Regions from separate parts of the Mus musculus genome. Here all the other regions are linked to region 1. A link is a loop called in an ENCODE intact Hi-C map of the cell type or tissue named here. Cell type or tissue: heart. All regions are shown on one strand. Each heading gives the region's core, and the rest is flanking DNA. Links, peaks and the distances in the headings are about the cores only.

Region 1 (10,198 bases), core at 1,026-9,025:
GCCCCTCTATTTGGCTACCCAGAGCTAAGGAACATGGGCCTGGCCAGACCCAGTACCTGCAGCCTTGCCATCAGATATTAGAAGGGACAGCAGTGAGTTAGAGGGAACCGCTGGACTGGAGACAGTTCTCCAGGTGGACTCAAAGGCTCTGCCCCACCTTCTCCAAGCCTACAACCTCTTTCTTCCTAAGAGGCAGCTAGAATGCACTTGGGAGAAGAGAGAAGAAGGTCAGTCAGGGCCAGGAAGGAAACTGAAAGGGTAGGAGGACATTAATGGAGGAGAGTAATAAAGCCACTGTATTCACACGTGAAACTCAAACACTCAAGAGCATAGTCTGGGAGAGCTACAGAATAAAAAGGAATGTCGAGAGAAAATTCCACAAACCACCCCCCCCCCCCAGCAGCAGGCTCAGACAAGTGGAACCCAGAACACTTGAAATGTACTCTCAGAGGAGGGAAGAGTTGTTATTCACAGCCCAGGGCTGATGGGGTTGGACCTCCCTTGGAAAGATTTTATTTCTAGTCCTGTGTATGTGTGGCAGTATGTACATGTGAGTACAGGTTCCACCAAGGAGAGAAGAGGGTGACAGTGATGGGCCCCTAGAACTGGAGTTCAGGTGGCTTTGCTGCTAGGAACCCAGTTCTGCTTCTCTGCTAGAGCAGTACAGTAAGCACTCTTCACTCCAGCTATAAAAGGTTACCTTATGCTATTTTGTGGTTTACTTCTTTACTAGTTTTTAATACAGTCTTGCTGTTTCTCAGGCTGACCTGAACCTCACTATGCTGCCCAGTCTAGCCTTGAGTGTGTGCTTCTCCTGCCTCAGCCTTTAGTGTTGGAATTACAGGCATGAGCCACCAGGCTACTCCAGCTCTGCTTCGTTTACCATGCTTTTGAACTTATCTTTTTTATTTATTTGGTTTTTTGAGACAGGGTTTCTCTGTGTAGCCCTGGCTGTCCTGGAACTCACTCTGTAAACCAGGCTGGCCTTGAACTCAGAAATCCGCCTTCCTCTTCCTCCCAAGTGCTGGAATTAAAGTCATGCACTACCACTGCCCGGCTCTTTTGAAGTTATCCTGATTTTTCTGTGTGCCCTTCCCTTTTCTTCTTGATGTTTGTGACATCTGTGGATCTAGCTCATAATTTTAATGTAATTGAGAATAAGGCCACAAGATGTCAGACTTTAGCTGAAAAATCTATCAAGAGCCTTCCAGCCCTTGATAATATCAGAGCATTTGGTGGGCAAGGAGGTGTATCTGTAACTACTTTTGGTACTTTACATGAGAGAATGTTTTTCTGAAATATTTATTTATTTATTTATTTATTTATTTATTTATTTATTTATTTATTTATTTGGTTTTTGAGACAGGGTTTCTCTGTGTAGCCTTGGCTGTCCTGGAACTCACTTTGTAGACCAGGCTGGCCTCGAACTCAGAAATCCACCTGCCTCTGCCTCCTAAGTACTGAGATTAAAGGCGTGCACCACCACCGCCTGGCTTTCTGAGAAATTTAAATACATCTGTGAAATGTATTATGAAACTTTCGTTAAGAGTTCCTGTTTTTTTATCATTAGTGTTCCTTAATGTCATAGGTACCAATATGTTTTTATTAAAAATTTAACTGGTATAGCCAGGCAATGTGGTGCATATCTTTAATCTCAGCACTCTGGAGGCAGAGACAGATATATCTCTGTGAGTTCGAGGCCAGCCTCGTCTACAAATCAAGTTCCAGGACAGCAAGGGCTATTACCCAGAGAACCCTGTCTCAAACATGAAAAAAACAAAACAAAATGGTATAATTAATACCAAAATTAGATAAGGAAATTAAGTGCTGAGAGGTGAAAGGCCTTGAACACACTAAGCAAGTCCTCTACCAGTGAGCAACATTCCTGTTCCCTAGAGAAATAAAAGCTGTAACAAAACAAATCAAAACCACTTTATTATTACTTGTGTATAATGGAGGGGCTTGTATGCACTGATCAGAGATCACAGGACAACCTTGTGAAGCCATTCCTCTCTGCCCTCACATGGGTCTCCCCAGCCTCTTGGCAATATACTCTTTTTTTTTTTTTTTTTTTTAAAGATTTATTTATTATATGTAAGTACACTGTAGCTGTCTTCAGACACACCAGAAGAGGGCATCATATCTCGTTACAGATGGTTGTGAGCCACCATGTGGTTGCTGGGATTTGAACTCTGGACCTTCGGAAGAGCAGTCGGGTGCTCTTACCCACTGAGCCATCTCACCAGCCCCGGCAATATACTCTTAAAGTAAAAAAAGACCACATACTATGGAGCTAAAAGTGAGATGAATATAAAATCCCAAAGCTTAAAAATAACTTTGCTTAAAATACAAGGTCACAGTCAGATACACAATAAACTCAAGATCCAAGAGACCCTGTTTTTAAAAAGGGAGTCTTCTAAGATGGCTCAGCAAATTAGAGACTTGCTGCTAAACCTAACCACCTGAGTTGAATCCTTCAATTCTTGAGACTTGCAAGGTGGGAGGAGATAGTAGACTCCTGAAACTTGTCTTCTGACTTCCTCACGTATACTGTAGCATTTGAGCACACACACCAAGTAAACAATAAACAAATGTAAAATTCTCTTTTTATTTTATAAATGTTATATATATATATATATAAACCTTGGGCTGGCGAGATGGCTCAGCGAGTAAGAACTCTCTTCTGATGGTTCTGAGTTCAAATCCCAGCAACCACATGGTGGCTCACAACCACCCATAATGAGACCTGATGCCCTCTTCTGGCACATCTGAAGACAGCTACAGTGTACTTATATATAATAATAAATAAACCTTAAAAAAAAAACAAAACAAAAAAAATTTGCAGGTGGGTGGCGGTGGTGGCGCTTGCTTTTAATCCCAGCACTCGGGAGGCAGAGGCAGGCGGATTTCTGAGTTCGAGGCCAGCCTGATCTACAAAGTGAGTTCCAGGACAGCCAGGGCTACACAAAGAAACCCTGTCTCGAAAAACCAAAAACAAACAAACAAACAACAGCAAAATTAACCCAACCCAAATTCTATCCTCCTACAGAGGCATACAAAGAACAGATTACTACTTAAACATTACACCACTTGAATTTGTATTACTTTTCTACCACAAAGCAAATCATTCCTTTTAGGACCTTTGAGTTCTGAAAAAATATTTAGAACTAATCTATCATATCCCAAATAGTTAAAAACCAAAATGTCCCTACTTGGATGTACTGATGAAAATACAGAACTGAGTGACATGATAAATAGAAAGACTGAAAATAGTGGGGCCTTTGAGATGACTCAGTAGGCAAAGGCACTTGTCACCCCACCGGGCCCTACAAACTGAGTTGGATCTCTGGGGTACACACACACAGAAGAAATACATGCAATGCAAAACGAAAAAAACCAAAACAAAACAAAAAAAAACCTGCAAATAGCATCTGGTTCTGAATATTATTGTTTCATTTCATCTTTCTTAACTATATATAGACCAGATAAATATGTACAAGTTTCAAAAGGAAAGAAAGTTTTGTTAACATTTGTCTTATTTTCAGCGGTGAGAGCAAAATACAGCATTTTATATTTCATGTCACATGGCTGCTTCTATCACTTCCGCGTGCTTCTGCACGCGGGTGTATCTTCTGTGTGTGTTAGCAGTGGCCGAAACCTACTGAGAGAAGTCTGGGAGGGGCATGAAGGGGGAGGCCCCTTCTGTCCCATTGATAACAGGTTCATTCACAGCCGTTTAAAACAGACTAATCCCTTATGCAGTCATTCGCTCTACTCCAATAGGGCCCTTCCACCTCTTCTAGAATTCGGTAAGCTAAAAGTACATGTATCCGATTAATCTGAAATAATTTTGTAGACAGTTTGGTGACGGGTGGAGGGTGTGTGGTTGCGTGATCATTAAACTTCATTTTTCTATTTTAGTGAATGTTAAAAAACGATTCCTTAAACATTAAGTTGTTCCCTTAGGACAGACAGCTCTTTAAAGGGGCTTCTCCCTGCTAACTGAGAACACTGGTTTCGGGAAAGTCCGGTCAGGAGAGTTGGCAGGTTCCTGTGTCCAGGGAGAGGGCTGAGCGGGACTCATCCGTAGCCTTCATTCGCAGATCCTAGGATGCTCCTTGCCTCCTGTTGCCTGCGCTGAGGTCCCAGGAATCCCAGAGTGGCATGGCCAACGCGGGCATGAGTCCTCCGAGGCCGCGGGCGTCGCTCTCCCCGCTGACGCTGCTGTTGCTGCTGGGAGGCTGCCTCCTCTCGGCTGCCGGGAGGGACAAGGGGGCAGCAGGCAGGGAAGTGACCCGGGCCTCCCGACCCACGGTCGGCTCCTCCGGTCGCTTCGTGAGTCCAGAGCAGCACGCGTGCAGCTGGCAGCTCTTGGTACCCGCCCCGGGGACGCCGACTGGCGGAGAGCTGGCCTTGCGCTGCCAGACCCCGGGCGGGGCGAGTCTGCATTGCGCCTACCGCGGGCATCCGGAGCGCTGCGCGGCCACCGGCGCCCGGCGCGCGCACTACTGGAGACGGCTGCTGGGCGCGCTGCGCAGGAGACCACGGCCCTGCCTGGACCCCGCGCCGCTGCCGCCACGCCTGTGCGCCCGCAAGACGGCTGGCTCAGACCTGCACTCGCCCGCTCACCCCAGCCTACCCGCGCGTCCCAGCGAGCCGCCCCGGTCCAGGGCGCGGAGCCCGGCTCGGTCGCGACAGTCGGTGCGGTCCCCAAGCTCCCAGCCGGAAAAGAAGCCCTTGCTAGTGAAGTCCAACTCGGGCGGGAGGAAAGCGGGCTCAGACCCAGTTCCGGAGCCTCCTGCGGCGGCCGGATTCCAACCCAATGGGCTGGACCAGAATGCCGAGCTCACTGAGACCTACTGCACCGAGAAGTGGCATTCCCTTTGCAACTTCTTTGTCAACTTCTGGAATGGCTGAGGCTGCGGGCTGGCAAGGGGCACTAGGGGTAGGTGCTGAGAAGCAGAGGGTAGCGCAGCCGAGGCGGGAGATGTCCTTGGACAGGGAACCGGGATGGAGAATAAGCTAGTCGGCTAGTCGGGATTCCAAAATGGGTCAGGGGTCAGGGTAAGAAGAATCTGAAGCAGCTGGAGAGGGCTTTTGTTTTTTATTTTATGTTTATTTTTATTTTTTAAAGCATCTCAGCTCTGATTTAAGAGCAGAAGAAAAAGTGGAAACAAATAGATTTATATCAAGTATGGGAAAATTGTAGACTAGGGAGAGAAGCTGAGACTAGCAAGAATGAAGTGACTAAAGAGGTGAGAATCTTTCCTAGGAAGTGGGATACAATGTATATCAACACATTTTCATTAAATGTAACTGTGAGTAAGAACCTGAACCATGTTGAATATTTCAAGATCTTCTTGGTTTTCAACTTGAGAAAATGAATACCCACCCACCCCCCTTTCTGGATTGTTATGAACTCTGGGTGTGACTGGCATCACACTTTCTATGTAGATTAAAACCTTATAGGTAAATAATAAATCTACGACTGGATTATCAGGACAATTGCTTTTCAGTCCCTTTGCTACTTTTTAACTGAATTTTGAGCCTACTGTCCAGAAAAGTTCATTAACTACCTAAAATCAGAAGTGAATTTTAGAAGTTCAGTGCTCTCTAGATCTCCAAATACAAACAAAAACTCCAAGCCTTTAAATTTTGATTACTCTTTTTAAAATCAGCTAAAATGTAAACACGTATCTGGGTCATTTGGCCCTTCATCTCTTCTGTGATTAAATTTAAAATGTGTGTGTTTTTTAAATATGTTGTAACAACTGTCTTTAATTAAAAACAAAAAAAAAAACTGATTGGATTTAAAGAGTTGTAAAATGATGGAAATTCTGCTATTTCTTTCATTTGTTTATTTTTATTTTGTGGGTGTGTGTGAGGTTATGTACCCCGGGCATGGAGGATCCTGTGGGACAGACAAGAGAACATCCCATCCTTTAGAAATGGGTCTGAGATCTGCCACGTGGATGCTGGGAATTGTACTCTTTGGCCCCTACCTAGTCTACTAAGTATATATACCTTTATTTGAGCACCCCATCATCTGTGTGTGGGGTGTGTGTGTGTGTGTGTGTGTGTTCTTATATGTGTTTACATGCATGTATGCACACACAAAAGTCAGAGTATACCTTGCCTCCAGAGTTAGTTATCTCCCTCTACCATATGGGTCCTGGGGACTGAACTCAGGCCTTCTGCCTTGACTGGAGGCTCCTATGCCAACTGAGGTGACCTGTGGAGTTCCTAAACTTGTTTTAAGTTTTAGGTGAGATGCTTGTGCTCTGCAACCCGGGCAGGCCATGACATGAATGCTGCAATCTTCCTGACTCAGCTTCCAAGTGGCTGGGGTTAAAGGCATGCCCCACCATGTCCAGTTATCTTCTTACCTTATATTACCTAAGCCTGAGCCCAAGGCCAGTGGGAGCCCCACCCTCACCCTCCCAAGTAGAATACCTCTCTTTTTACTCTCTCCCTTTAAAAATGTTAGTAAGTGCAACAAATTCCTGGCCTTTTCTATTTGATCTGCCTCTGTGGCATAAAAACTATTTTATACACATTTTGTGTACTTCTGAACTCAAGCAATTGTTAGAACATCCAGATGGATCATACTCTGAGGGTAGACTTATGTGGTCACGTGTTGAGTAGCACTGATCCTTCGATAAAATTAATCATGGCCAAGGAAACTCAAGGTATCTGGAGACCATTCTCCAAAAGTATGGCCCAACAAACACAGTCTCTAAAAAGACGAGCAAAAAGCTTGCATCAATAAAAAGAATGGAAATAAATCTGTACTGTCCAGAACCGTGGCTAGAATCACACTTTCATCTCTCTGGGAAAGAGGACTACCAGGCCCTCCCAGGATGCCCTCTGATAGTCTAACAAATGTCTTTGTAAGAAAGAAGAAAAGACCATAGCTCTTGGACCAAAGTCTGTGTGTCCAAGAGCTGTGCCAGGACCCTGGCTGGGGAACAAGAAACAGCTGCTTGCAGTGGAAGGGAAGGGATCAGATCCCTCCATCTGTCTTTTGAATGACATTGGCGAAGTCCCAGTATCTCCAGGTCTTTTTGGAGATTGGGTTGGGCTAAGTCTGGGGTTTTTAAAGCACACTTATTGCCTTCTAGAATCATACGTGCAATTCTCCACAGACATAATAACTCGAATAGCAACAAATATAACATGTGAAGTACATGATGTAACCCAGGAGAGATGGCGGACTTCAAAGAGCCGGAGAAAAGACAACTGAAATGGTCAGGGAAAGGGAGGAGTGTTGTGTCTAGGACATCTAGACTAGTATGGAAGGACGCGCTAGACAGACAAGCGTCAGCTGGAAGAGGAGGAGGAGGTTCTGGGGAAGATGAATGATTTCCTCTGGGGCACCAGGCAGAGTGGAGGGAAAGTTGCCAGGGTACACTAGCATTTCCTTACTGTCAGGGCTGAGATCAGAAAGGGTCAATGAGGAAGGTGCTGGTAGCTCTGTCTGTGGGAGAAAGAGGAATTATCAAAGACACACAACCATCGTGTTCTAGTTCTGTTTTCAAAGTTACTCGGCACTCAGAAGGCAGAGGTAGGCAGAGGTAGGCGGAAGGAGAGCTACGAATTCAAGGCTGGCATGGTTTATACCGTGAGTTCTAGCCGATCCAAGGCTACTTGGTGAGACTCTGTCTCAAAAAAAAAAAAAAAATCCCTTAAGTTACTGGTCCTTTATAATTTTACTTAGCAGGCATGGGAAGTGGCTAAGCATAGTGTCTCAGTATGCTGACAATCTGCCCTGCATTCTTAACTCAGAATGCAAATTTGTACAAGAGTATTAGTAGGTTCATAAAATGCTAACCTTCTATCATATCTCATTGCCTACACATAATTATCACCTGAAAGGTCTGCTTTAATTTTTTACATTCTGTTGACAAAAAAAAAAAAAAACAACTCTGGGTTAAACTTTCCATTTTGATATTCTGCACAAAGTTCAAGGTTAAACAGGGTCCCCCAAAAGATTACCACAGAGGAGCAGTTAGCCAACTGTAAAGGCAGAAGTCTGTAATCCTAGCACTTAGGAGGTGGATGCAGGAGAATTATAAGTATGGGCTAGCCTGTGCTGCATAGTGAGCACCCCTGCCCCTCACAAAAAAAGAGGGCAGGGAAAAAGACTTGAACTATCATAAAACAGGCTTGATTGACACATGGAGAGCTAGGAACAACAGACCAACCTAGTGTAGTCATTGATACAGACCATATTCTGAACAAGACCAACTGCAACTCATCCTAAACAGCTTCAATAATGCAAAATCTGTTCTCTGATGAGAAAATAATTATGCTAGAAATCATCAGTAGTAAGAAAATCTCCAATCATTTTAAAAAGTGAACCAGGATTCCAAAATAGCCTGTGAATCTTTTTTTTTTTAAGATTTATTTATTAATTATTATATGTAAGTATACTGTAGCTGTCTTCAGACACTCCAGAAGAGGGAGTCAGATCTCATTACGGATGGTTGTGAGCCACCATGTGGTTGCTGGGATTTGAACTCCGGACCTTCAGAAGAGCAGTTGGGTGCTCTTACCTGCTGAGCCATCTCACCAGCCCATAGCGTGTGAATCTTAAAGGAAAGTTATATATATTTGAATATTGAATATATGAAATTGAACCTGAACATAACAAAATGTGTGCTTGTAGCTGAAGAAGTGCCCAGACATCATGTAAAGGGCATCTACTAGCAAAAAATAGTGCAGAGGTAGAAGAGAAACCAGATATTGTCAGGCTTTCTATCACCCAGTGTAGACTGCACAGTTTCAGGATGAGAAATCAATTCTGGGGTGGGGGGGCTACAGAGATGGTTCAGCAGTTGTCTTTTTTTTTTTAAAGATTTTATTCATTATTTTATTTATTATTATATGTAAGTACACTGTAGCTGTCTTCAGACACACCAAAGGAGGGCATCAGATCTCATTATGGATGGCTATGAGCCATCATGTGGTTGCTGGAATTTGAACTCAGGACCTTCAGAAGAGCAGTCAGTGCTCTTAACCGCTGAGCCATCTCTCCAGCCCCTCAGCAGTTGTCTTAGTCAGAGTTTCTATTCCTGGACAAAACATCATGACCAAGAAGCAGTTGGGGAAATGCCTCCATGAGATCAAACTGTAAGGCATTTTCTCAATTAGTGATCAAGGGGGAAAGGTCCCTTGTGGGTGGGGCCATCTCTGGGCTGGTAATCTTGGTTCTATAAGAGAGCAAGTTGAGCAAGCCAGGGGAAGCAAGCCAGTAAAGAACATCCCTCCATGGCCTCTGCATCAGCTCCTGCTTTCTGATCTGTTTGAGTTCCAGTCCTGACTTTCTTTAGTGATGAAAAGCAATGTGGAAGAGTAAGCTGAATAAACCCTTTCCTCCCCAATTTGCTTCTTGGTCATGATGTTTGTGCAGGAATAGAAACCCTGACTAAGACAGCGGTTAAAAGCACTGGCTACTTGCTCTTCCAGAGGTCCTGAGTTCAATTCCCAGCAACCACATGGTGCCTCACAAACATCTGTTGGGATCTGATGCCTTCTTCTGGTGTGTCTGAAGACAGCTACAGTGTGCTCATATAAACAAAATAAATAAAACTTAAAAAAATATTAGAAATCACTTCTGGATTAATTGGCTGCATGCCTGTGATCCCAGCACTTGCAAGGCAGAGGCAGGTGGATATAAGGCCAGCCTTGTTTGTGTAGTGAGTTCCAGGACAGTCAGAGCTACATAGGGAAAGCCTGTCTCATAAAATAAAATAATTAAATAAAAAAGAAAGAAAAGAAACCAACCTCTGGGCTGTTTTGGCTAGGGTTTGTTTAAGTGATGAAGGACCTGTTTTGTCTGTACAAGATGGGTGGGAAAGGAAGCAAAGGGAGGGGGAGGGAAATATACCTCTCGTTTCTCCATTGTTCCTTGTGATAAAGTACCAGCTATCCACTCAAATCCGGCCCCCCTTTTTTCCTGGATGAGTACCCCCAAGCCAGGGATATTTTATAGCCATCTTTGTACACAGGCACGATCAGTGACTAACCTTTTGCCAATGATTTGTGTAACTTCAACTTTACTATGCTTAAGTAATATGCCGCTTGCCTTTCCTCGGAATTTAGGCAAGGATGCACTAGAAACTGAGCCTCAGTCATGCACAGACATGCAGTACCCTGAGGACAACAGAGGCAGACAGAAGGACTAAGGAGAATTGAG
Region 2 (10,198 bases), core at 1,282-9,281, 100 kb after region 1:
ACGGTCATTTATTTTTTTCTTTTAAAGTTATTTTCTTTTTATGTGTCTGAGTGTTTTGCTTGCGTATGTTTGCGCACCGTGTGTGTATAGTGTCCATGGAGACCAGAAGAGGTCACTGGATGCCCAGGAACTAGAGTTACAGACCATTGTGAATCATCATGTGAGTGCTGGGAATGAAACCCAGGTTCTCTGGAAGAGCAGCCAGCACCTTTAACTGCTGAGTCAGTGCCTGGATCCATCCTATGTGTTTTTCTTTCTTTCTTTCTTTCTTTCTCTCTTTCTTTCTTTCTTTCTTTCTTTCTTTCTTTCTTTCTTTCTTTTTCTACTTTGTTTTGCTTTTAGGGTGGATAAAGGTACAAAAGTATAACCCACAGTGAAAGTGTAAACTATAAGTGACACTCCATGGCTTCATTTTAACTTTATAAGTGTTTATTTGAGTGGCTACCTTAATCTAGTTCCATGATGTCATATATATATATATGTGTGTGTGTGTGTGTGTGTGTGTGTGTACACACACACACAAATCTATGCCATATATGTTATGTATGATCTATACTATATCCATCAAAATTATAAGTATATATATATATATATATGATATATATGCCTTCAATTTTTAATTATATGTGCTTATGTATACTTGTGTGCATGCATGTGTGCCATGTGTGTGCAGGTGCTAGCAGAGGTCAGAAGAGGACATTGGAGCCTGGAATTGGAGGTACGGGTGGTTGTGCACCATGAGGCTGCTGAAACTGGTCCTAATCATCTGCAAGATCAGTGAGCATCCTTAACTTCTGAGCCATCTCTTCAAGCTCCAAGAACAAGTGCTTTCTGATTTGACAACATAAACCATTACCCAAAGATGATTTATTTTTATTTTTATCTTTTTGTTCTCTTTTCTTTATTGGATTTTAAAAATATTATCTGCCTTTCACTGATCTTCTTGGGTATAACTTCATATTTTAGTTTTTATTTTTAATTTTTTTCAGTTGGAGTTCTTTTTCAGTATTTAAATACAAAAAGTGAGCGCTGACTTCTTTTTTTATACATATGCAGGTCTAAGAGCCAAACTGTACAGAGGAAATGAGGGCCTGCTCTGCTCAGCGCCCCTCTGGCTAAAGCTACAGCTAGCTTCCCTTCTCTCCAGCACACCCAGGGATTCCTGGTGGCTGTTTTGTACTGTAGCTGTAATGGATTTTGTCAGTCCCACACTGTTTACACGTCTTAGCATTTCCATTCTTTAAAATAAAAAAAATGTTAATGGTCAGAGGTGTTTACTTCTTTCCCACAATGGGCACGTAAGAACTTCCTTAGGAGCTTTTACTAAGGGAACAGAGTGGAATGACCTCCACATGGCTGTACTCCAGCATCATGAGTGAGAACAGGAAGTGAGGGCGTTAGAAAGGGCTCAGGTGCACCTGGGGTCCCTCCGTGAGAAACAGAGAAAGTTCCCACCCGGTTCAAATAGATGGATGTGCCAAGGTTAAAAAAAAAAAAAAAAAAAAGAATAAACAGTCCAAACAAAGCTGGGCGTGGTGGCGCACGCCTTTAATCCCAGCACTTGGTAGGCAGAGGCGGGCGGATTTCTGAGTTCGAGGCCAGCCTGGTCTACAGAGTGAGTTCCAGGACAGCCAGGGCTACACAGAGAAACCCTGTCCCGAAAACCCAAAAAAAAAAAAAAAAAAAAAAAAAAAAATCCAAACAATAAGCAGTTCAAACAGAAATGAATTTCAAATTTCGCCTACCAGGACAAATACCGCAGTGACATTCTAGATCTTTCCAGGAAGTGGAAGTTCTAGCACTCCTCCTGACAGCCCCGTGTGAGGCCCTAAAAGTAAGCTACTGCTGGGCTTGCTACTGTTGCTCCGTTTGCAACTTTTCAAAGACAACAGGAAGAAGCAAGATCATGAAGGAAGAAGTGGTCCCAATCCACAAAGTCGCCCTGGAAAATCTGTAATCTTCTGAGCCACAAAGAGTGAGAGATTTAAGGTGGTCAAAGGTGGCTCGGGCGACTGACCAGACCATCTCAGGAAACAAACATCTCCATCAGACCCCAGAGTCTCTCCGACAGGGTCTCCTCTAGCTGCAGCGACGGCGGCGGCGGCGGCCATAGCTGTAGGCCTGTTTTTTTTTTTAAGTTAGGGTCTTAGCCATGATGAAATATCTGACAAGGACAAATTAAGGGAGAGATGGTTTATTCTGGCTCACAGTTCAAAAGAAATCCATCACTGCGGCGAAGCAAAGGCAGCCGGTCACACTGCACCCACAGTCAAGAGGCAGAAGAGTAAGGAATGCATGCTGTGTGTGTGCGTGTGTGCGTGTGCGTGTGTGTGTAGAACACATGCACGCGGGGGGCGGGGGCACGGTGGCTGGAAGAGGCTGTCAGATCCCCTGGAGCTGGAGACAATTGGGGAGCCTCCTGACATGGGAGCAAGTCTAATTGCCGAGTCCCTCCCTACTCAGCTCTTCTACTCCCTTTGTGGAAGTCCAGGAAGTCCCTCCCACAATTAAGATGGGTCTTCCCACATCAATTAACAATAAGCACTCCCCAAAGACATCCTCAGGGGCCCAGCCTTTCCAGATGGTAAAAGATTTTTGTCAAATTGACACTAGCCATCATAGACTACATAGGAAGAACACAGGGTCCTGGCGTCTTACACATGTGTGTCATTATACATTGTTCTCTTTCGTTTCTTACCCCACTGCTTTTCCTTATACTCCCTCCCGGTGCAGCAGCCGCCTGCTTGCCTTCCAGTCAGTCACGGGTTCGCTTTCCATCGCGACCAGTATTTCTCATCTTCCTTAAGATCTCTTCCTCCCCTCTTCTCATCCCCTTTCTAGTTTTGTGACATGCAAACATATATAACACACATAAATTTTGGTTCCATATATGACAGAAAATGGGATTTTTTTTCTGAATCTGTTATATTTTACTTAACATGATTTCCAGGTGTATCCTTTTTTTTTTTTTCAAATGGCATAATTTTAATTTTCTTACAGCTGCTTAAGATTCTATTGCATATGTATTATCAAATTGCTTTGTCCACTTCCTGGATGTTGTGAATATTGCAGTTGTAAACACGGTGTGCAAGTATGTTGTGGACTTCCAGTCCTTTGGGAATCTGTCCAAGAGTGGATAGATTAGATACGTCACATTTCTTTCGTTAAAAATTTTTATTTATGTATGTATATATTTATGTATTTATTTATTTTATGTATATGAGTACACTGTAGCTGTCTTCAGGCACACCAGAAGAAGCCATCAGATCCCATTACAGATGGTTGTGAGTCACCATGTAGTTGCCAGGAATTGAACTCAGGACCTCTGGAAGAGCAGACAGTGCTCTTAACTGCTGAGCCATCTCTTCAACCTTCTCTTTAAAACTTTTAAAGAATTATTTTAAATTATGTTCTCATTTTATTCATTCACTTATTTTGTGTGTGTGCATGTGTGTATATACCACGTGTATGTGTGTGCCCACAGAGACTTCACGTGTATGTGTGTGCCCACAGAGACTTGAAGAAGGTGCGAGATTCCCCGGAGCTGGGGTTATAGGCAGTTGGGGGGCCTCCTGACATGGGTACCAGAGCAACAAGCAGTCTTTAATTGCTGAGCCATTTCTCCAACCCCTTCAGCCCCCACTTTACATTTCTTTATGAAAAATTTCAGGGGACTGGAAAGATGGTTTGGCAGTGGAGGGAACTTGTTGACTTAGGTTTGGTTCCCAGTATCCATGTACTTTATAAGGTGATTCATATCCTTTCCTGACCTCCATGGGTACCAGACATGCATGTGGGCACATATGTACTTGCACAAAAAATACTTCTATACATTAAATAAACAAATCTAAAACAGAAAGAAAAAAGAAAGATGGATTGATTTCAGGGGCTGGAGAGACAGTTTTTTTTTTTTTTTTTTTCGAGACAGGGTTTCTCTGTGTAGCCCTTAGCCCTGGCTGTCTTGGAACTTACTTTGTAGACCAGGCTGGCCTCAAACTCAGAAATCCGCCTGCCTCTGCTTCCAGAGTGCTGGGATTAAAGGCGTGCCCGGCTGAGAGGGCTCAACAGTTAAGAGCACTTTATGTTCTTGCCAAGGACCCAGATTCAGTTCCCTACACCTTTGTCAGGCAGCTTATAACTGCCAGTAATGCCAGCTCCAGGGGTCTGACACTCTCTTATAGCCTCCAAGGGCACCCACGTGTGCATGGAGCATGTAGGCACACACAGACAAATACACAAATACATACATCCACACACAATACACACACAGATACAAATACATACATACACGTACATACACAAACACACACATACACAAACATATACACACACATCAATTAAAAAGTACATTTACAAATAGTTTCAATTTCAAACAAAACATCTCTTTTCTATTTTTTTTTTCTTTCCTATTTTGAGGGCACATTTAAACATATTTCCTTTTCCACCCAGTGTGAAGGCGTAAAAGAGAAGCACAGGTTGATACTTGCGTGAGAACGTCTATTAAACCACTGCGCATACGCCTACCTCTATAAAATGTAAGGTTTCAAATTACCAGAAGCCAGCATAGCGCTGACACTTCTTGGTGAAGACAGCCACCTAGTGGAAATAGGTCTACAAATATTTCAGGATCAGCAAATAAAAAATTTGAATGCTCAGCCCAAGCGCAAACTGCGATGCTGATTTAAGGCTGTTAAAGAAAATGGCTGGGCTGGGTATGGTGGCCTGTATAAAACTCTATATAGCACTCGGGAGGCAGAGGAAGGACGTCTCTGTGAATTCAGGGCCGGCCTGGCCTGTATAGTGAATGGTAGGCCAGACAGCTACACCTTGTCCGAACAAAACAAAAAAAAAAAAAACAATGAAAAGAAGGACTTGGGGATGTAGCTCAGCAGAAAAGTGGTCGCCTAGCACGTGCGAGACCTTCGGTTCAGTCTCTAGTACTAAATAATATAAGCCCCGACCCCCAAAGCAGTAAACAAAAGCCCCCAAACCCAGACAACAAAACAAAATCCACATTCAGATACTGCTTATCTTATGTCTGGATCTGAAAGTGGTGAGAGGAACTGGGGACTGGGGAGGGGCGAGGTGGGGCGGGGCGGGTAGAGTCTGGTACGGTGATCGGTGATCGAGTCCCGGTCGGTGCAGGGCGAGTTGGGGTGGTGCGGTGCGGTGTGGTGCGGGCATTGGCCTTTATTCCCCGTTTCAGGGAGTAGAGAGAGAGCCTTTAGATTAGAGAACAGCAAACGCAAGCGTTGCTTTGAGTCTGCACTGAGGTAGATGGGTTTTCCGAGCAGCTTGTTTACATTGCAGTGGTAGTGGTTGAACCCATGGTGTTCTAGGCCAGTGGTTCTCAACCTTCCTAATGCGGTGACCCTTTAATGCGGTTCTTCATGCCGTGGTGACTCCAACCATAACATTATTTCCATTGCTACTTCATAACTGTAGTTTGGCTATTGTTATGAATCATGATGTGTTTTCTGATGGTCTTTGGTGACCCCTGTGAGAGAGCGATTTGACTCCCAAGGGGTTGCGACCCACAGGTTGAGAACTGCTGTTTTAGGCGGCTGCCACTAACGTTTAGCTGCTGAGGTTCTCTTTCAATCACTGGGTTTTAGAATGCATGAACTTCAACTTTACACTTAAAACTTTATTAGCAGTTTAATAACAAAGGCTACTAAAATGATAAATAATATGACAGTCGGTTTGGTTATGAGTGCTTGAGCTAGGTCAGATTTTATATGCAGTTTTAAAAATTTTCTTTTTAAGCCAGGCATGGTGGAGCACGCCTTTGATCCCAGCACTTGGAGGCAGAGGCAGGTGGATTTCTGGGTTCGAGGCCAGCCTGGTCTACAGAGTGAGTTCCAGGACAGCTAGGGCTATACAGAGAAACCCTGTCTCGAAAAAACAAAAACAAAAAAGATTTCTTTCTAAATTAGAACTAATTCACAATTATGGGTCGTCAGAAATGGGGCGGCGGTGGGGGGGGGGCTGCAGCTTTTAGTGGTAGAACCCTCACCTTGAATTTACAAAATCCTGGGTTTTGTTCCTAAAAAAATGAAAGGGGCACACGTTTTGATAAGCTTTAATAGTTTGGGGCTTTTGGCTTGAATGTGAATCCAGAAATTTAGGAGAGATTCGCCCCTGGGCAGCACATCCTGCTCTGTCAGGGCAGATGGTGACACTCCAAACATCTGGCTGTGTGTAGCTCTAAGAAAGAATTTTGATGTTATGCTACAGAGTTTGATTGCATTTTTAATTTATTAGTATTCTTTTTTTAATATTTTTTATTAGGTATTTAGCTCATTTACATTTCCAATGCTATCCCAAAAGTCCCCCATACCCTCCCACCCACTCCCCTACCCACCCACTCCCACTTTTTGGCCCTGGCGTTCCCCTGTACTGGGGCATATAAAGTTTGCAAGTCCAATGAGCCTCTCTTTCCAGTGATGACTGACTAGGCCATCTTTTGATACATATGCAGCTAGAGTCAAGAGCTCTGGGGTACTGGTTAGTTCATAATGTTGTTCCACCTATAGGGTTGCAGATCCCTTTAGCTCCTTGGGTACTTTCTCTAGCTCCTCCATTGGGAGCCCTGTGATCTATCCAATAGCTGACTGTGAGCATCCACTTCTGTGTTTGCTAGGCCCCGTTTATTAGTATTCTTATTATGATCACGTATAATGTGCTCATTATGGCTTATGCAATTCGGCCTACTTGTTGAGCCTGAGGGTAACTTTGAAGAGGCCTTCTGCCTTTGCAAGGGTCCCTGAGCCTGAACTCCGGACAGCAGGCCTACAAGACAAGCGTGTCCCCAATGAAGGAAGCACCTCAGCAGCCTTGGTCACAGGGTTAAAATATACCTCCTGTACTGCGCATTTCTTTCTTGACAGAATGAAGCATTTATCTCTTGAAAATTTATATAATCATTTGCATCACCTGTCAATGAAAAAAAAAAAAAAACCTTTTGGCCTATAGGAAAGGATAGAATAGAAGGTGGGACATCCGGGAGACAAAGAATTCTGGGATAGAGCCAGGCACAGGAGATGTGAGGACACGATGCATTGTAACTGAGCACAAGTGACCAGCATGTGGCAGAATGTAGATTAAAATAAATGGTTTAATCTAAGTTATGATCTAGTCAGAGAAGAGCCTAGGTATATGGCCAAGGTATTTGTAAATGTATTTTGAGTCTGAGTCTTATTTCTGGGAGCATGGGGCTGGGAGGAAGACCCAGGGCCTGACTTCTACAGTCATTTTTTTCCTTATGAAATCTTAATGCTTTAAGTCTTTAAAATAAATATATTAATACTTAAAATACATTAATATATAAAATAAGATGGGCTGGTGAGATGGCTCAGCGGGTAAGAGCACCCGACTGCTCTTCTGAAGGTCCTGAGTTCGAGTCCCAGCAACCACATGGTGGCTCATAACCATCCGTAGGGAGATCTGACTCCCTCTTCTGGTGTGTCTGGGGACAGCTGCAGTGTGCTTACATATAATAAGTAAATAAATCTTTAAAAAAAATAAAATAAGATACAATAAGTACTTTAAAATAAGACGTTCCAGTTAGTCAGTGTTAGCTATAGAGCAGCAACTAAGGCAGTCACTGGAAGTTTGTAAAATGGCCTTTCCCAGCATTCTTGGAATCCAGAGGTCGGGCAGTGGTGGTGCACGCCTTTAATCCCAGTACTTGGGAGGCAGAGGCAGGAGGATTTCTGAGTTCGAGGCCAGCCTGGACTACAGATCTACAGAGTGAGTTCCAGGACAGCCAGGGCTACACAAAGAAACCCTGTCTCAAAAAACAAAAACAAAAACAAAAAAACAAAAAAACAAAAAAAAAAAAAAAGAAAGAAAGCATCTAGAATAACTTTTGCTACACTTTGCAGGCTGGCCTTCTGGACTGAATGAAGATCCTCCTGCCTCAGTCTTTCAAGTAGCTGGTAGCTCAGGCATACTTACCATGCCCAGCTCGCTTCAAACCGTTTGAAAATGTCTTCTTATCCTAAGCTTGTGGACAAATTAGATCCATCTTGATTATTGTCTCACTTTTCTTCTTCCTGTTTCTCATACTGCAGCAGTATGTCTGTTGCTGGCTATGCTTGTTCAATGTGCATGAACAAAAACCCTTTTATTATTTTTTTTTCCTCTGAACTCCATCTTGATTCCTGGGATATGGGTTTGAGAGTCATTGCTATAGACTTTGGCAAGTTGAGAGCTCACTAATAGCCTATGAAGAACTGAACGTTCCAACCACAGTCCGCATTGAGAGGGAAGCTGTCTTAGGGTTTCTACTGTTGTGACAAAGAACCATGGCCAAAATAGAAAGTTGGGGAGGAAAAGCTTTATTTGCCTTACACTTCCATATCGCTGTTCATTATCAAAGGAAGCCAGGCCAGGAACAGGGCAGGAACCTAGGGGCAGGAGCAGGTGCAGAGCCCATGGAGGACGCTGCTTGCTGACTTGCTCCTCACGGTCCAGGCAGTCGTCATTCCCCTCTGCTGGGCCCGTGAGCCAGGGCAGCTCAGGCAGAACTAATTCTGAGTGCTGTGACTGCAGCCCACAAGGGAAAGACTGTACTGCAGAACAGCCGGAGGGGCAGTGTGTGTGACTCCGCTCACCTAGAGATCGTTGGTCTAATGTAGAGACTTCTTAGGTAGCATCTTACTCATTTCCTTTACCTTGAAAAACAAACTGGTCTGAGGGAGGGTGGGAGAGAGGGACAGAGAGAAGGGGCGTGTGTCATTGGGATATATACTTCTATCAGCACTCTTAGAGAGGCTAAATCAGGGAGATTTGAGGTCAGTCCCAGCTACACTGGAAAACTCTGAACTCTCTAAAAACAAACAAACAAACAAACAACCTAGTCCAAAACAGTAGAAAATAAATGACATCCATCGCTGAAGACAGGAAGACAAAACACCGTGCTTGAGACTCTATGACACTAAATGTAGGGTTTGGGTAATAATTGAAAGCAAGTCCATTTTTTTTTGTTTTTGTTTTTTATTATTATTATTATTTTCTGGAAACATGTTGTAAACTAAAAGGGGGGCCCAGGGGAAGGGGGGAGGGAGAAAACCCACACCCTGACAGAGCTCCACCTATTCTCTGGTCAGTCAGGCATGGAAGAACTGCCATACACTTTCCACTCATCCCTGGGTGGGCATTAAAGCCTCTGACCCACTCTTCAGGGGGTGGCTAAGGGGCAGCCCTACCTGGGGACCCCAGAGCTACCTTGCTAAAGCCACCAGGGTTATAGGAGAGAGGGATGAGGGGTGAGGGAAGAGAGGTTCCCAACACCTGCGAGAGTGAGTGCAGCGGATCTTGATGAGCAGAGACTCTCTATGGTTTAAGAGCTTTATTATAGAAATGCAGGAGAAAGAGAGAATGGAGAGAGAGAGAGAGAGAGAGAGAGAGAGAGAGAGAGAGAGAGAGAAGGCTAGAGAGAAAGAGAATAAGAGGGAGAGAGGAGAGGAGAGGAGAGAGGAGAAGAGAAGACAAAGAGAGAGAAGAGAGGAGAGAATACAAAGAGAGGGGAGAGAGGGTGAGAGTGGGGGGTAAGAAGGAGACAAGTAAGAGAGCAAGCAGGGGCTGAACAGCCCTTTTTTATGGTCTTCATTGTTGCTAGGTAACTGTGGAGGAGTTTAGCCTGAAGGTCAGAAGCTTGGGCCATTGCCTACATGACTACTGACCATGCTTCTCTTGTGGGGGCTGTGGGGGGCAGTAACTTAGGCAGGAGCCAGAGTTCCAGGAGCATGAGGGAACACCTACCTTGTCATGAAGGCGAATTATCACCATTCCCGGGGTTCAGACCTCAGCTCAACTGGAGACCAGCTTGCAAATCTCCACAAAAACAGATTAGACAACCCAGGTGATAACTTGGAAGCCCAAGTGTTACTTTTAAATGGAAAATTGAGAATGATTTTCAAAATTCATACCAATCCTTAAAAAAGCATTCCTAAGAATGGATATGTGTGCACATGTGTGTGTGTGTGTGTGTGTGTGCAGGTGTAGCTATAGATGGTTAGAATGCTTAAAGTTTTTCTTTTTTCTGTTTTTATTGATGTACACTTTATATGCCTTAAAATGGAGCCGAGGACCTGGTTCAGTGGTACAGGTCTTGTTTGGTTTGTACAAGGCCTCGGCTCATTCCCTAGCAGCACACATACAAACACCACACACACACAATTTACATACAGTA
Region 3 (10,198 bases), core at 804-8,803, 84 kb after region 1:
AATTGTCTATTTAAAAGTCACCACCCTGCTGGACGGCGTACACCTTTAATCCCAGCACTCGGGAGGCAGAGACAGGCGATTTCTGAGTTCGAGGCCAGCCTGGTCTACAGAGTGAGTTCCAGGACAGCCAGGGCTACACAGAGAAACCCTGTCTTGGGGGAAAAAAAAAACAACCCCCCCCCAAAAGGCCACCTGTAAGCAGCCTCCATTTCTGCCGCCTGTTATCATCTAACACTGGTTGGCTGTCTCTCTTCCTTTGCTAAGATGAAAGCACCATAAGAGCAGGGACTGAGCCTTTGCTCTTCATACCAGTGTTTCGGCGTTTACCAAAATGTGTAATCTAATACACGGGTTAGTAATCTCCTAGTCTGTATCACTCATCTTTCTCTCTGTACAGTGTCTCAGCGCCTGGCTAGCTTTAAATTCAAGCTTATCCTACCTAGTCTCCTAGAGCTGATTACCAAACCCAGCTCCTGGATGCTAATTCCATAAGGGACAAGGACTGTGAATGTCTTAGTTTCCTGGAGTCCTTCAGAGGATGAGACATTTAATAGTTGTTGATGTTTGCTTACTATACCCCTGTATTAGAAAGCTAGAATGGTACCAAGAAGCCATGAAGGAAATCTTCAAGGAGACAGTAAATTACTGCTATGAGGTCTTCTCTTGCCATCCATCACCTCTTGGCATTCATGTGTCCTTTGTTCTACTATTGGCCCTCTGCATCTTTTAGAACCCACCTGGAAGAAATGCTTTTAGAAAAGGCTTCTTAAATTGCAGAGTAAAAGAATCAGAATAAGGAAAAATTAGTTTAGTATTCTTCTTCATTGTAAAATCATTTAACATATGTACTTTTAGAAGAATGATTCCCATCTCATCACAGGTAACAAGCATTCATAAAGGTGGTTATAGAAAGGCCAAAGTCTCCCCCAAAGAAGAACTTGGTGAAAAAGAAAAGAATCAATTCATATCCTGCATCTGTGTAGTTGGAGGCAGGGAAAAGAAGAGATGGAAGAGGAAATCTTTTCTGTGTAACTGTTTCCTTATAAAGATTTCTTAAAGATCATATCAGAAGTATGTAACCTAGCCCAATAATAAAAGGCAGCTAACGGAAGAAAAATACCCATTTCTGTAATTATCTTTATCACTAATGGAACTTAATTCCTCTAAGGAGTGACAACTGATTAACTAAATTAAGGTTGATTTTTAATTTTTTCTTTGGCCAGGATGGAAATACAAAACCCTTTTTCCTTCTCTGTAGCATGAATATATCTTATTCCTACTGACAAACCTCTAGACTCCTTAATTAAACCTCTAAACTTTAACTGGCTATTTTAATAATTTTTTTTCTCAGCACTAACTCTTTTTTTTTCCCCGAGATAGGGTTTCTCTGTGTAGCCCTGGCTGTCCTGGAACTCACTTTGTAGACCAGGCTGGCCTCGAACTCAGAAATCCGCCTGTCTCTGCCTCCCAAGTGCTGGGATTAAAGGCCTGCGCCACCACTGCTGGGCTCTTTTTTTTTTTTTTTTTTTTTCTCTAAAAGAATGAATTCTCTATAAAATAAAAACACAAGTAACTGCTTGGTCAGGCAATTATCAAGTACCACCACCTGCAGAGGAGGATCCAAAAGTATGCTTGCATAAACACAAATGGTAACTCACAAAGAAAATGCTAGTGAGCAACTTTACTTAAAAATAAACAGGGCTGGCAATATGGCTCAGGGGTTAAGTGCACTGACTGCTCTTCCGAAGGTCCCTGAGTTCAAATCCCAGCAACCACAGGGTGGCTCACAACCATCTGTAATGGGATCCAATGCACTTTTCTGGTGTGTGTCTGAAGATAGCTACAGGGTACTCATATAAATGAAAATAAATAAATCTTTAAAAAAAAGCAAAAAACAAAAAAACCAGGGCTGATTGAGACTATAGCTCAGCAGGTGCACATATGTCTAGTAGGGCCAAGCAAGGTTCTAGTTCCATATCCAGAAAAGGAATAAATTCATTAGTGATTAGTGCCACATTAATCTAATAATTTGGATTTTAAAATTCACAAAGCCATTTTTTTTAAAGCTCCTTATTTTTTTATGCAGGGTTTAAATGTAAGACTCTTAAAACTGTGACTTAATATCAATTCTTTAGTGATTATTTTTCTGTGTATATGGTAGGCTAGGTGTATCTGCGCGTGTGAGTGGGTGGCAGGGCAGGCATCTTCATCGATGGCTCTCCTCCATCTAATTTTTGAGACAGGGTCACTGCACTGACCCTGGGGCTCATGGCTTTTCAAGTAAGTCCCACGGATCCTTCTGTCTCCACCTCCTAGTGTGGGGCTATAAGTGTGCATCAACAGAACTGCCTTTTTACGTGGGTGCTAGGGATCTCAACTCAGGCCCTCCTGTTTGCAAGGCAAGCAAGTACTTTATCCACTGAGCCATCTCCCTAGTATCTTTAGTAATTATTTTATGTTTTCCTTTTTACATTTTAACTTCTTAATTTTACAACCTACAACTGGCAATATAGGTGAATTTTGAGTGGTGAATTGCTCTCTATAATATTTAAATTCCCATTTCAATCTGGAGAAACAATATAAAATACATGTAAAATATTCCTTAATATGTTGAGGCAGGGGTAGGGTCTAATCTACCTCATTCAGAGGCCAGAACACTTGTCTGGCATGTGCAAGGTCTTATATTCCATCCGTGTGGGTGGGGGAGGGGCATACTGGAGCAGAGCTGAGGGTGGGATGGTGTGGGAGCAACAAGGTCACACCATAAGTCCCCAACCCGCACCTCAAAATACTACTATTTTCAGACATGAACTCACTAATACATTAAATTCTTGAAAGGTGGCAACTAAGATCGACCTTGGCTATTTTTATCAAGCGTACATAATCTAAGTAACATTACCCCTTTGGATTATCTAGCACTTGGTTGTGACCATTTGCCAAATAGGTTGGCTAAATGGTCAAGCAAGACAATTCAAACTAGCTGAAGCAAGGCAACACTGCTAACAGAGATTTGGCTTCATGCTCTCACTTCTCAGTGCCCACAGGCAAATTTCTCTTCTGCCCAATTGTGGTTTTCCCAAACTTTTCCCTTGCTCCCAAACCGGCAATCAATTAAGGAGGCATGATTTCTGACAGTACATACATTTTAAAATAGGGACAGGTCAAAGCAAACAGACCTACAATTGGAAGAACTGTAAAATCAATGCCTGTAAACAAACAAACAATAAATCTTTTTTTATACTCTTTTGTCTACCATTTTTGCCCCTAAGGAACACAAGAAACTAAAATTTTTTTTTAAATATAAAGAACTGCTAAACAATTCTGATGCACACTGTATCAAATGTTACCAGGCTAAGAGGATCTTATTTGATTATGAGGTTAAAAAGTTACAAACTGTCCTTAACATGAATAATCATTAAGTTGGTTCCCATCCCTGGCCTTTTCAAATAAATACCTCAACAAGCAAACTTCAACACGCTGGTACCACAAAGAGAACCCAGTAGTTAAAAGTAACTCCAAACTATCTACAATAAATCTCAGGATGACTCAAAATCCTAGATCCAAGCTCAAGTGCGTGTCCTATCTTGTCTCTCAGCTCACTTTCCATCCCGACTTGTGCGGGAGTAAGGCAGAGGCCACCCACACACAACCTAAGTAGATCTCAGGTCTCCCAAACATGCCCATTTCCGGTTTTAGTCTCTCCAGAAACCTAATCCAATTAACTCTAATGAGCCAATAGCTAATAAAATAACTCCTAAATTAAAATTTCAGTTTATGACGGCCGCTAGAACTTAAGGGGTTACTAAGAGTGTCGATGAAACTTGCAAACATGGGTCCATTTTTTGGAGATAATTACTCTTTCAAATCACAAGGTCTACTAAGCCTTTCTTGTGTGCAGAGGCCCTCCGGGGTAATAAGACCGGAAGTCGGGGCAGGTATTGTTGATACAGTAAAACAAAACAAAGCTTCCCCCCTCCCAGCACACAAACAAACAAACAAACAAACAAAAAACCCCATAACCTCAAAAACAACTTCCCGAGAGCACGCTCACCCCACCCTCATCACGAGCCCCGAGAGAGGAGGGCGGGCGGCCAGGGTGAGAGTCCTGGGGAAAGGTCGGAGACAGGGCAGCGCCGCGCGGCTTGCGGCCTGCAAGCCCGAGCCTGCAGGTGGGGCGTGCGGGAGGCGCCGCGGGGCCCGCGTTTACCTGCGGCGAAGTGGAGCGGGGTGGACTTCCTGCCCGCCGTGTCGCGGCTGTTCACCTTCTCGGGCGTCACCAGCCTCTTGACTCGCTCCACGTCCCCGTTGCGGCAAGCCTCGAACAGCTCGCGGGCGGACGGCTCCACGGCCTCGGCCCCGGCGCTCGCGCAGGCCGCGCCCCCGCCGGCGCAGCGGCGGCCAGACATGATCCGGGCCGCCGCCGCCGCCGCCAGCAGCAGCGCCAGCAAAGGCAGCAGGAGCCCGGGCCCCGCGAGCAGGAGGGCGAGGCCCCCCGCAGGAGACGCGCTCAGGGCCCGGGCCGCTCCGCTCCCCGCTGTCACCAGAGTCGGCACGGTCCCATGGCCGCGTCGCCGCGCGCCCCCGGCTCGGCTCCGTGAGCCCCGGCTGCCCCACCGCGGTGGAGGCAGCGCGAACCCGCTCGCCGAGCCCCGAAGCGACGCGACGGCGGAAGCGGCCGAGACCACTCCTGCCAGCTCGGTCGGGTCCTGGGAGCGCGCGTGACGTCGGCTCGCGCGTGCGCAGTGGCTGCTCTCCGGCCGGGCCAGTTTGGGCAAGCGGGGCCGCGCGGAGGGGTTTGTGGGAAATGTGCAGGGAGAGCCTTTGGCTGCGGAAAGAGAAGGGGCTTCGGCCCACCGCCATCTTTACAGAGCCTCTGCTAAAAACGAGAGGTCTTGCTGCCTTTTCTTTTATTAAAGCCTACACTTCTCGAGACGAGTTTCATTGCTCAGACACCGAAGACGAATCTTGGGAAGTTTTGTTCTGATTATGCATTTTCTTGTGCAAGTTTTAGCGTGAAAATCTCTGCAGTGTTGCTTCCGTACCTTCCCCCTGGGAGATTTCTCACCCCTTCCCCCTCCTGCCTTCTTTACAGTGTCTCTTCCCTTAACTCTCCGCATCTGCTTTTGTTTTTCTTATAAGCGTTTTCTCAGAAATGAATCCGTTACGCTTACTGAGAAGTTTGGATGAGCGGCCCCCAGATAAATCAAGAAAGCGAAGAAAGTTCATCTCAATTCTAAAGCAACAATTGGGGGGTGGGGTGGCTGTGATTAGCTCCGCTTCCCATAGTAAATTATTAGCTCAGCGCTGACGAGGATCTATACATAAATCAGCATTGCACCGGATGTGGTCGAGGTGCTGATACAAAGCATACACATCAAAGTTTTCCGAAGTTTCTCTCTCTCTCTCTCTGATCAAAGAATACAAGTGCACAATTCATTTTCGTGTTTATTGTGTTTTATTAAAAAAAAAAAAACAACAACAACAAGGATGTGTTTTGTAGAGCCAGGTCTGGTAAGGTGGGAAGGATTCCTGGGCAGGCCCATGCTGAAACATCCCTTTCTTACCCCTGAGGTACCAGCCATACGGGTGTAGTGTAGAATCGAGTTTATTTAGGGCATGGGAAGGGGAGTAGAGAAGAGAGTAGAGGCAGAGAAGGACAGAGGAAGAGAGAAAAAGAAGAGAGGCCGGCCAGGAACACGTGGAGAGAGACGGGGGAGGGGGGATGGGAGAGAGGGAGAAAGGGGTTAGGAGAAGAGTCTGAGAGAGAAGGGGGACAAACAGCCAGGCCTACCTGGCTGTTGCCAGGTAACTGTTGGGCGGAGCCTGGAAAGAATGTTAGCTGTGTTTAAGGTAGTAGTGACATCTTGTTTCAGGAACCCGAAAGAAAGGAATACAGAGATTTTGCTTGCAAGAAAGTGCTGACTTTTGGCACGCTGACAAGCATTTCCCCTGTGAATTACTTAACCTGTTTTTCAGGAAATCCAGTTTTTGTTAGGGAGCGTTGACTCACTTCTGTGGGAGAAAAGCAGGGACACTTCTTGAGCATTTTAGTAAATGTACCTTCTTATATGTTTATTCCATTATGTTCTTAGACTACTTAGTGTAAATTTAAATTGATCCCTATTACTAAATAACTATTCATGAATATACCTAAGGATTAGAACCTTACTACTATGATTGTCTCATTTTTCTTCATTTCATCGACTTGCCAAATATATTCCCAATTTTTATAATTTTTTATTTAGTGATTTCTGCTTATGTATTTCCTCCCAATATGTGTATCTAAACAACATCATACAGCATCACTTACTCACTGATCTATCTCCTCAACCCTAACTGTTTTTGTTTTTTTCTTTTTTTCTTTTTCGAGACAGGGTTTCTCTGTGTAGCCCTGGCTGTCCTGGAACTCACTCTGTAGACCAGGCTGGCCTTGAACTCAGAAATCTGTCTGCCTCTGCCTCCCAAGTGCTGGGATTAAAGGCGTACAACACCACAGCCCAGCCTAACTTGTTTTTAAAACACTTGATTACTAGAGAAATGAAGTTAACAAAGAAACCATATTAGGATGGCTGTTCTAAAAGCAAACAAACAGCAAACAACAAATGTTGGTGAGATGGACAAATTAGAATCGTTTTGGCACTCTTAATGTGATCATAAAATGTGTATTATTACAGGAAACACTTGGTAGTTCCTTACAAAACTAAACATTGGGACTGGAGAGATGGTCTAGTGGTTCAGGGCACTGTTTTACTTAGGACCTGAGTTCAATTCCCAGCAGCTACAAGGTGGTGCACAATCATATAGCACCAATCCTGGTATCTGTGGCCCTCAGCAGGCACAAACATGGTGCAGACAAAACACCCAACATAAAATTAATTAAAAATTAATTAATTAAAAATTTCAACATAAAGCTACCATCTTCTCTACTTCTGGGTAGATATAGTCAAATAGTTTGAAACCAGGATCTCAAATCGTTCTGCAATCGTGTTCATAATACAATCCTCACAAAAGCAAAGAGTTATAAACAATCCAATTGTTCCATGAATGGATGACTATGAAATGTGATGAATGCATATCAAGGAAGAACATTCAGGCTTCAGGAAAGAAGGAATCTTATCTTGTGCCCCAACATAGGTGATTACTGAGGGCATAATGTTAAGTAAGAGAAGCCAGCTTACAAAGACAAAACGGGTTCACTTGTATTCCTGCAGAGAGCTGCCTTAGCAAAACACCACAAAATAGATGTTTTAAATTCCTTTAAAAAAAAAAAAGTGGGGCGTGGTGGGGTGCACGCCTTTAATCCCAGCACTCGGGAGGCAGAGGCAGGTGGATTTCTGAGCTCGAGGCCAGCCTGGTCCACAAAGTGAGTTCTAGGACAGCCAGTGCTACACAGAGAAACCCTGTCTCGAAAAACCAAAAAAAAAAAAAAAAGAACAATATGAACTAACCAGTAGCTCGTGTCTCTAGCTGCTATGTAGCAGAAGATGGCCTAGTTGGCCATCATTGGGAAGAGAGGCCCCTTGGTCTTGCAAACTTTATATGCCCCAGGGCCAAGAAGTGAGAGTGGGAGGGTAGGAGAGCAGGGGGCGGGGGGTGGGGTGTGTATGGGGGGACTTTTTGGATAGCATTTGAAATGTAAATGAAGAAAATACCTAATAGAAAATTGGAAAAAAGAAAAAAGAAAAACGAAAAAAAAAAGTTAGATCAAGATGTTGGTTGGTGTTTTGGTTTCCTCAAAACCCTTTTCCTTGGCTTATAGATGGCTACCTCCTCACTGTACCTCACTCGATCTTTCCACTACATGCACATCTTGTTTCTTTAGTAAAATTAAGCTAGATAAGCTAGCTGGGAGATAGCCCAAGCTAAAGACCTAGGCTTTTTATAATTATTAATAAGTCATCTCTTACTCTTGCCTTCTTGCTCCCACTCTGTCCTCTCACCCCTTCCCCACCCCACGCCCTATTCCCCTCTCCCCTCTCTTTCCACGTGCTCATGATTGGCTGCTTCTTCTTCTTCTTCTTCTTCTTCCTCTTCTTCTTCTTCTTCTTCTTCCTCTTCCTCCTCCTCCCTCTTCTTCCTCTTCCTCTTCTTCTTCCTCTTTCTCTCTCTCTCTCTCCTCACATCCCCCCTTTCTCTGTGTCTACTACCTTCTCAACTCCCCTCCCATGCCCTGAATAAACTCTATTCTATACTTTAAAAAAAAAAAAATTGGGCTGGTGAGATGGCTCAGTGGGTAAGAGCACCCGACTGCTCTTCTGAAGGTCCAGAGTTCAAATCCCAGCAACCACATGGTGTCTCACAACCATCTGTAACAAGATCTGATGCCCTCTTTTGGAGTGTCTGAAGACAACTACAGTGTACTTACATATAATAAATAAATAAATCTTTAAAAAAAAAAGAAAAAATTAGTAAGTCCATGTGTCATTATTTAACTGCTGATGGGTTCAGAGAGTCCTATTATAGAACCTGATTCATACCATAAGATTATAAAGTGGACAAATTGACAGAATAATTGTTAGGCATTGGGGAAGGGATGGAATGGGACTATTTAATGATCATAGAGTACTTACTTAGGGTTTCTATTGCTTCAACGAAATGCCATGACCCAAAAAGCAAGTTGGGGAGGAAAGGGTTTATTCAGCTTATACGTCCACAATGTTCTTCACCACAAAAGAAGGTCAGGACAAGAACTCAAACAGGGCAGAATCCCTGAGGCAGGAGCTGTTGTAGAGGCCATAACGGGTGATGCTTACTGGCTTGCTCAGCCTGCTTTCTTAATAGAACCCAGGACCACCAGCCCAGGGATGGCAGCCCACAATGGGCTGGGCTCTTCCCCATTGGTCACTAGTTGAGAAAATGCCTTACAGCTGGATCTTATGGAGGCATTTCCTCAACTAAAGCTCCTTCCTCTCTCATTCTAGCTTGTGTTAAGTTGGTACACAAAACCAGCTAGTGCATAGAGTTTCCGTTTTATAAGATGAAAAGTTTCTGGAGATCAGCAGATTATGTAACAATACTATTAAATTATGTGCTATATAATTTGGTGAAGATGGGGGGCAGTAAAGTTGAATACATCAGTCTATTTATGATACAAATACTCTAGTGTGAGGCTCTAATTTTGATCCCTAGAGGAGGAAGGGGAGAGGGAGGGAGAAAGAAAAAGAGAGAGAATGCTGGAGCTGGTGCTGTAGGGAGGTGAGGAGGTACTGCTCAAGGGGCGGGAAAGCACAGTCTGGTGTGGGGAAGCCAGGGTTGGTTTGGGGAACCCTGGGCCTGCGACAAGGCCTGGGCCGTGTGTTTCTCAGGCTGTTGGACATCCAGGTGCCACTGGGAATCTCAGAAGAGCAGAGAGTGGAGTAGGGGGCAAAGGGCTGGGGACTTTGTCTAGCCCAGGGGCTGAGGCAGGGGTGGGGGTGGGGGGAGCTCAGGCTTGTCCAAGCTGGGATGATTGTCCTTGGTGGTTGGCTCTGTGATGATTGTGGCTGGGAGCTCAGAGAGGCCTTTTACAGAAGGTTAGGCTGCGGCTCTATAGGCAAAGGCCTTCTTGGTGGTTCCCCACATCAGATCTCTATGAAAAGCAGTTTATTGTCATGGCAGAAAATGGATTCATGAAACCATTCCCCACTTCTCAGGGTGGATCTGAGATTAAATACATTTTACAGGGAGAAATGTCTGGGAAGGGAAGCTTATTGGCTAAGCCCTCTAGGCCTCTAGGGACCTCATTAGCATGGAGAACTCTGTTTTGAGCCTACATGACCATAGGACACTTTTTTTTTTAATGTGAGAAGCATGACCCATGTTTCAAGTTGTTTCATGTCATTTTGTTATGTAATCTAGAGAGGAGTGACCCCAAATTGCTGTGTGTGCTCATAAGAAGGAAGGGGTGCAAGGCCATCCCAGCCCCTATGAACAAACATGTGATGGAAAGTGGGAGAAGAGAAAATAGCCAGTGTGTGCACTATGGAGAGAGATGGTGGTGACGGGTGAGAGAGACAGAGACAGAGAGACAGAGGCAGAGAAAGAAAGAGACAGACAGACAGAGAAAGACAGAGACAGACAGACACACAGAGCGGGAGAGCGAGCGAGAGAGAACGAGCACTGAGGGTGGGATGTTGTATAGCATGGAGCTTATGCAGACTCAAACTTAGCTCCTGAACCCCCTGCCACCAAGCCTCTCGGGATTCCACTGGCTCTGGGC

The links. Peaks named below come from ENCODE experiments on the same cell type or tissue, not always from the same donor. Only the 100,000 strongest peaks of a DNase experiment are listed, where the experiment ranks them.
Region 2: a loop joins it to region 1, with 4 times the contacts of the local background. A loop is called at or near these places in 20 of 42 quality-filtered maps.
Region 3: a loop joins it to region 1, with 2.1 times the contacts of the local background. A loop is called at or near these places in 5 of 42 quality-filtered maps.

Annotation. Positions count from the first base shown.
Region 1 is chr19:36,913,183-36,923,380 of GRCm38, reverse strand. Fgfbp3 (fibroblast growth factor binding protein 3) reads left to right here and starts at 3,782. Exons shown (of 2, transcript NM_028263.1): 1 at 3,782-3,809; 2 at 4,104-5,831. The coding sequence starts at 4,165. The coding sequence ends at 4,917. In heart, for the core only: CTCF peaks have their summits at 1,170 (motif pointing right) and 4,230; a DNase peak (open chromatin) is centred at 4,380; H3K4me3 peaks cover 2,102 bases; H3K27ac peaks cover 1,824 bases.
Region 2 is chr19:36,810,534-36,820,731 of GRCm38, reverse strand. No RefSeq gene overlaps it. Among named protein-coding and RNA genes, the nearest start is that of Tnks2, 19 kb to the left of the region's middle. In heart, for the core only: a CTCF peak has its summit at 4,595 (motif pointing left); DNase peaks (open chromatin) are centred at 1,371, 2,071 and 2,431; H3K4me3 peaks cover 2,172 bases; H3K27ac peaks cover 2,048 bases.
Region 3 is chr19:36,828,746-36,838,943 of GRCm38, reverse strand. It overlaps Tnks2 (tankyrase, TRF1-interacting ankyrin-related ADP-ribose polymerase 2), which reads right to left and starts at 4,712. Exons shown (of 27, transcript NM_001163635.1): 1 at 4,208-4,712. The coding sequence starts at 4,406. In heart, for the core only: no CTCF peak of the experiment used is centred there; DNase peaks (open chromatin) are centred at 4,733 and 5,823; H3K4me3 peaks cover 3,829 bases; H3K27ac peaks cover 3,412 bases.